Regions from separate parts of the Homo sapiens genome. Here region 2 is linked to region 1. Evidence: chromatin loops called from intact Hi-C (ENCODE). Cell type or tissue: IMR-90. All regions are shown on one strand. Links, peaks and the distances in the headings refer to the core of each region. The heading gives the core; the rest is flanking DNA.

Evidence for each region. A loop is a pair of places that touch in the nucleus more often than their neighbours do. Peaks named below come from ENCODE experiments on the same cell type or tissue, not always from the same donor. Only the 100,000 strongest peaks of a DNase experiment are listed, where the experiment ranks them.
Region 2: it touches region 1 in a loop (2.0-fold over the local background); 15 of 110 quality-filtered maps call a loop at or near these places.

Annotation. Positions count from the first base shown.
Region 1 is chr14:89,489,252-89,492,163 of GRCh38, reverse strand. It overlaps a transcript of FOXN3 not described here. Among named protein-coding and RNA genes, the nearest start is that of FOXN3-AS1, 73 kb to the right of the region's middle. In IMR-90, for the core only: no CTCF peak of the experiment used is centred there; a DNase peak (open chromatin) is centred at 1,843; H3K4me3 peaks cover 438 bases; H3K27ac peaks cover 992 bases.
Region 2 is chr14:89,424,491-89,427,402 of GRCh38, reverse strand. It overlaps a transcript of FOXN3 not described here. Among named protein-coding and RNA genes, the nearest start is that of FOXN3-AS1, 8.6 kb to the right of the region's middle. RefSeq lists an enhancer at 1,961-2,575. In IMR-90, for the core only: no CTCF peak of the experiment used is centred there; a DNase peak (open chromatin) is centred at 1,292; H3K27ac peaks cover 756 bases.

The sequences.
Region 1 (2,912 bases), core at 291-2,790:
TTGGAAAACTTGGGCTCAATAACCTGGGACTCTGACACTGGAGAACAAAAAAGTTTCAGTGAACTACTTGGATGACTAGTTCAACTTTTGTTTTTTGGGGAGTGCTGGAGCAGGCCTTTCCAACAGTCAGGACGTTTGTGTATGTTTTTCATCATACAGAAATATTTTCCAGTGTAGAAACAAACCAAAACAAAACACCCGTCTATGCTATTTTAACTCTTTTGTAAGAATAGAAAAACACATGAACCTAAATGTAAAGCGCTAGGCTGAACTCGTCATTGGAATGTGAAATCTTGGCAGTACTTAGAGGAAACTCAATCGCTTCCATTCAAAGGGCCAGGAAATTGATTTAGAAAAAATAAAATAAATTTGAGGGATTCCCAAATAGTGGCAAGGTGGAATGACTAAGAGAAGCATGAAGGTACAGACGGATCTTATTCCCAGTCATAAATGGTGGTAAAATGGTCCGAATAAACCTCCCGAGGCAGAGCTCATCTGGAGTCTCCATTGCCCAGAACTTCTGAAGATTCCCAGAGACCACAGGATGAAAGGTTGGCATCCAGGGCTTTCCACTTTGAGTTTCTTTCCAGCTTCTCGTCTCACTGTGTTTTCTTTTCCTTGGGCATCCTGTGCCCCTGTCCATGGGTCCTGAATTCTGTGCCCTGACCATACTTGAAAGCACATAGGCATTTGCTCTCACCGTTACCTCTGTCCAGATGCCTATAGTCCCATCTTTGCTTTGCAAGGCCCAGCTTAAATTCTGCTTCCTCTGTAAAACCTTACAGATCTCCCCCTTTCATTGAAATGATTTCTCCATCCTCCGCGTTCACTTAACCATTTATTTGTCAATGATCATAGCACATATTGCATTGTATTAAGGTTAGCAGTGGCCGGGAGCAGTGGCTCACGCCTGTAATCCCAGCACTTTGGGAGGCTGAGGCGGGAAGATCACCTGAGGTCGGGAGTTCGAGACCAGCCTGACCAATGTGGAAAAACCCCGTCTCTACTTAAAAAAAAAAAAACAAAAAACAAAATTAGCCAGGTGTGGTGGCGCATGCCTGTAATCCCAGCTGAGGCAGGAGAATCGCTTGAACCCGGGAGGCGGAGGCTGTGGTGAGCCGAGATCGTGCCATTGCACTCCAGCCTGGGCCACAAGGGTGAAACGCTATCTCAAAAAAAAACAAAAATGATTAGGAGTGTATCTCCTTAACTAATATGTAAATGTATTAAAGACAAGGGCCATGACGTATGTACTTTTGTAGGATTCGCCATACCTAGAATAATACTGTAATGGAACTGTTGTATTTAACTGAATTCTTAAAACCTTGTAAAGATATACATTGTGGACCAGTTGTCAAATGCTTCTGTTCTTTGAGCAAAAGGAATCTGTTGGCTGCTGAGATTCCGAAGGCTGTGTCTGTCACAGCACCAAAAGCATCTGGACCCATTCAGCCACTTTCAGATGCTTCCAAACTTCCTGCTGTTTGTCATCGGCTAAACTCATGGAACAAACCAGGTGAATGGCTGATCTTTTTCATATTCATAGACTCACTAGATTTTAGAGCCAGAAGGAACCTCAGGGAGCTAAATTCATTTTATAGAGGAGAGAATTTTAAACCTGAACTGCCAAGTGACTTCTTCAAAGCGAGAGAGTTGGTTAGCGCCCCAGGTGTGTGGACCTAGCTTAGCCGACAATACCTCCACATGCTCCTGTCTACCAGGCCTTCTTGGCATGGCCTTGGGTTCCACTTAAGGCATCAGGGATCAGCTGGTGCTTTCTGCCCATGTCTGACATGCTTTCTATATGTAAACACCGTCATCCAACAACAATCCGTTCACCACTCTTTGCTAAACGCTGATATCATTGGGATAGAATTAAAAACAAAAGTGGACTGGGAGTTGAGCTCAGGGGAACCAGGAGCAAAGCTAACAATTCATTAGCCGTCGCTGAGGACACGGCAGCTGCTGAATTCAGGCAAGTTCAGACCCTTAAAAAGAGTGGAAAAAAGAAAGCACATGCCTCCCAGCGCCTGGGCACCGTATCACTGGGCCAGCTGGGCGCAGCACTGTGGCAAAAAAGATCTCTTCGTTTTCAGAAATCTGAGCCTCCGACCTTGCAGACAGGGAGGGGAATGTGGCTGCAACTTTACTGCATTTGGCATTACGTTTTACTCCTGCCTGCAGTTGTATCAGACACAGCTCCTGTGTGGAGTCCATGAGGATCTGAGAAAAGAACCAGCCCTCCAAGCTGACATAGGAGCAAGCTGTCTCAAGAAAGATGTGCGTGCATGTGTGTGCATGCGCGCGCGTGTGTGTAAGGCTTGCATCTGAGGCTGACAGGCTTTTTAAGAGGAACTCTTGGTTTCTGTGTAAATGTGTGCCTCTTCTGCCCAGAGTTAGCCTGTTAAGGGAATAAAGCGCAATTCAGGTTTTGGAGTTGGAAGCCTGATTAATCTCTCTGCCAGTTACATATGGAAATAAATTAGTAAATGGTCCATCTGGGACTAAACTACTGCAGAGATGATAAATTATTGCCATCGTATATGTCGGTGTTGCTGAAGACTGAGTTGTGCTCACCAGGAGCTGCTAAAACATAACTAGATGCTCTATTGTGGTTAGAGGAATATAAAAAAATTTTTTAATTACAAGTAAAAGATTTACCTTGAAATGCTTTTTGGGAGAATGGTTTGGTTGATGCCAAGTTTGTTCCTCAGAACTGCTGTATCTGCAAATATTTAAAAGGAGAATCTCAAGGGCATCAGAAACATGTTGCTTTTATATTTTCAAAGGCCAGTAGGATAACAAGTGTTAATTAGTAGCCAAACGCCTCGATGAGGAGGATAATTCTATACCTCTATATAGTATGGCACTTTATAATTTTCACAGCAACTTCATTTCTATTTTCTTATTTA
Region 2 (2,912 bases), core at 243-2,742, 65 kb after region 1:
ACCCAGGAGGCGGAGGTTGCAGTGAGCCAAGATCGCACCACTGCACTCTAGTCTGGGCAACAGAGCAAGACTCCATCTCAAAAAAAAAAAAAAAAAAAAAAGTCCCCTTTTCCTTCCTCCTCTTGTGCTTTTTTTCTTCTTTTTCTTTTTCTTCTCTTTTCTTTTTTTTTTTTTGAGACAGAGGCTCACTCTGTCGACCAGGCTGGAGTGCAGTGGCACGATATCAGCTCACTGCAACCTCCACCTCCCTGGTTCGAGCATTTCTCCTGCCTCAGCCTCCCAAGTAACTGGGAGTACAGAAACCCACCACTGCGCCCGGCTAATTTTTGTATTTTTAGTAACAGAGTTTCACCATGTTGGCCAGGCTGGTCTCGAACTCCTGACCTCAAGTGATCCACCCGCCTCGGTTTCTCAAAGTGCTGGGATTCCAGGCGTGAGCCACCGCGCCCGGCCCTCCTCTTCTATTTCTCGGTCACAATTTTGTCTCCCTTGTACCCCACGGGTCCTGTCCTTCATGTCCTAGGCCCCTGAGAGGTTCTCTAAGAAGCCAGGTGTTCTGAAGCTTTCCCAAACTCACTGTGTGGGTTCAATTCCCAGCCCCATCATTTACCGGCTGTGTGTTATGAGCAAGTGGCCAAACCTCTCTGTGCCTCAGAATCTCAGTTGATAAAATGGGGATAATAATAGTACCTACTTCACATGATTAATGTGAGGCTGAAATGAGTGAATATTTTCGGAGCTTTAGAACACTGTCTGGCATCCAGTTAAGTGCTATTTCGGTGTTTGTTAAATGCAGTCAGTCCTCATCATTGGTAGTTTTTGTATTTGCGAATTCACCCTCTTGCTAAAATTTACCTGTAATCTCAAAATCAGTACTCCTGCCCGGGCATGGTGGCTCAGGCCTTCCCAGCACTTTGGGAGGCCGAGGCGGGTGGGTCACCTGAGGTCAGGAGTTCTAGACCAGCCTGGCCAACATGGTGAAACCCTGTCTCTACTAAAAATACAAAAAATTAGCTGGGCGTGATGGTGGGCGCCTGTAATCCCAGCTACTCAGGAGGCTGAGGCAGGGATAATCACTTGAACCTGGGAGGCAGAGATTGCAATGAGCTGAGGTCATGCCACTGCGCTCCACCCTGGGTGACAAGAGCAAGACCCTGTCTCAAAAAAAAAAAAAAAAAAAAAAAAAATCAGTACTCCTGGTGCTTTTGTGGTCACTCATGGACACGTACAAATGAGTCATTCAGTGTGCACGTTCCCAGCTGAGGGTGAACAAAGTGATGTTCTGCCCGCTTGTTTTGGCTTTCCAAGTGTCCTTTTTGTGGTCTGTTTAGTACCACATTTTTTGCATTTTTGTTCATTTTGCTGTTTGAAACGGAGCCCAAGCACTGCTGAAATGCTATCTAGTGTTTCTAAGTACAGGAAGGCTGTGGTATGCCTTATGGATAAAATGTGTATTAGATAAGCGTCATTCTGGCACAGTTCGTTGTGAATGAACAACAATATATATTCAAAAAGCTTCTTAAATGGAAACACAGATAAAATAAATATCAACAAAATTATGATGTGATAATATATCAGTAAAATTAAGTTTTCATTGGTTGATGAAAGGGTTGTGAGTGGAGGCTCACAGGAACCTAACCCCATATTTCCCCTAGGAGCAATGATTCAGGATTTGTTAATTCAGTGTTTGTGACACTTTATAGAACACAACTACTATGAATAAAAATAATCAGCTATAGGCTGGGCGCGGTGGCTCATGCCTATAATCCCAGCACTTTGGGAGGCCAAGGTGGGTAGAACACCTGAGGTCAGGAGTTCGAGACCAGCGTGGCCAACATGCTCAACCCCGTGTCTATTAAAAAAAAAAATTAGCCGGGCATGGTGGCACAAGCCTGTAATCCCAGCTACTCAGGTGGCTGAGGCAGGAGAATCACTTGAACCCAGGAGGCAGAGGTCGCGGTGAGCCGAGATTGAGCCATTGCACTCCAGCCTGGGCAACAGAGCAGGACTCTGTCTCAAAAACAAAACAAAACAGGCCAGGCGCAGTGGCTCATGCCTGTAATCCCAGCACTTTGGGAGGCCAAGGTGGGTGGATCACGAGGTCAGGAGTTCAAGACCAGCCTGGCCAACATGGTGAAACCCCGTCTCTACTGAAAATACAAACAATAGCTGGGTATGATGGCATGTGCCTGTAATCCCAGCTACTTGGGAGGCTGAGGTGGGAGAATTGCTTGAACCAGGACCCGGGAGGCAGAGGTAGCAGTGGGCCAAGATCGTGCCACTGCATTCCAGCCTGGGCTGCAGAGTGACACTCTGTCTCAAAAAAAAAAAAAAAAAAAAGAAAAGAAAACAAAACAAAACACAACAAAAAAAAGTCAGCTGTACATAAAATGAGTTCAAGAACTGAGAGAGGTGATCTCCTCTTGTATCAGATAAGCATCACGAATATCCCTGGGGCAGGAGAAGCATTAGTAGCTCTGGTCATGTGGGGTAACTCAGCTGGGCACAGATTTTCTATCAGATCTGAAAAATAAAAATAACTTGTAACCACATTTAGTGGCATGATCACGGCTTACTGTAGCTTCAACCTCCAGGGCTCAAGTGAACCTCCTACCTTAGCCTCCTGAGTAGCTGGGACTATAGGCACGTGCCACCATGCCTGGCTAATTTTTCTATTTTTTTTTTTTTTGTAGAGTCATAGATCTCCCTATGTTGTCAGGCTGGTCTTGAACTTCTAGGCTCAAGCAATCCCCAGCCTCGACCTCCCAAAATGTTAAGATTATAGGTGTGAGCCACCGCACCTGCCTTCCCCCACAAATTCTTAATTCAAGAGTATTTTGAACTCTTGAATCTTGGAACCTGCGTAAGAGTTTGTAGAGAAAGTTTGATATTCAAAACCTATAAACCAAAAG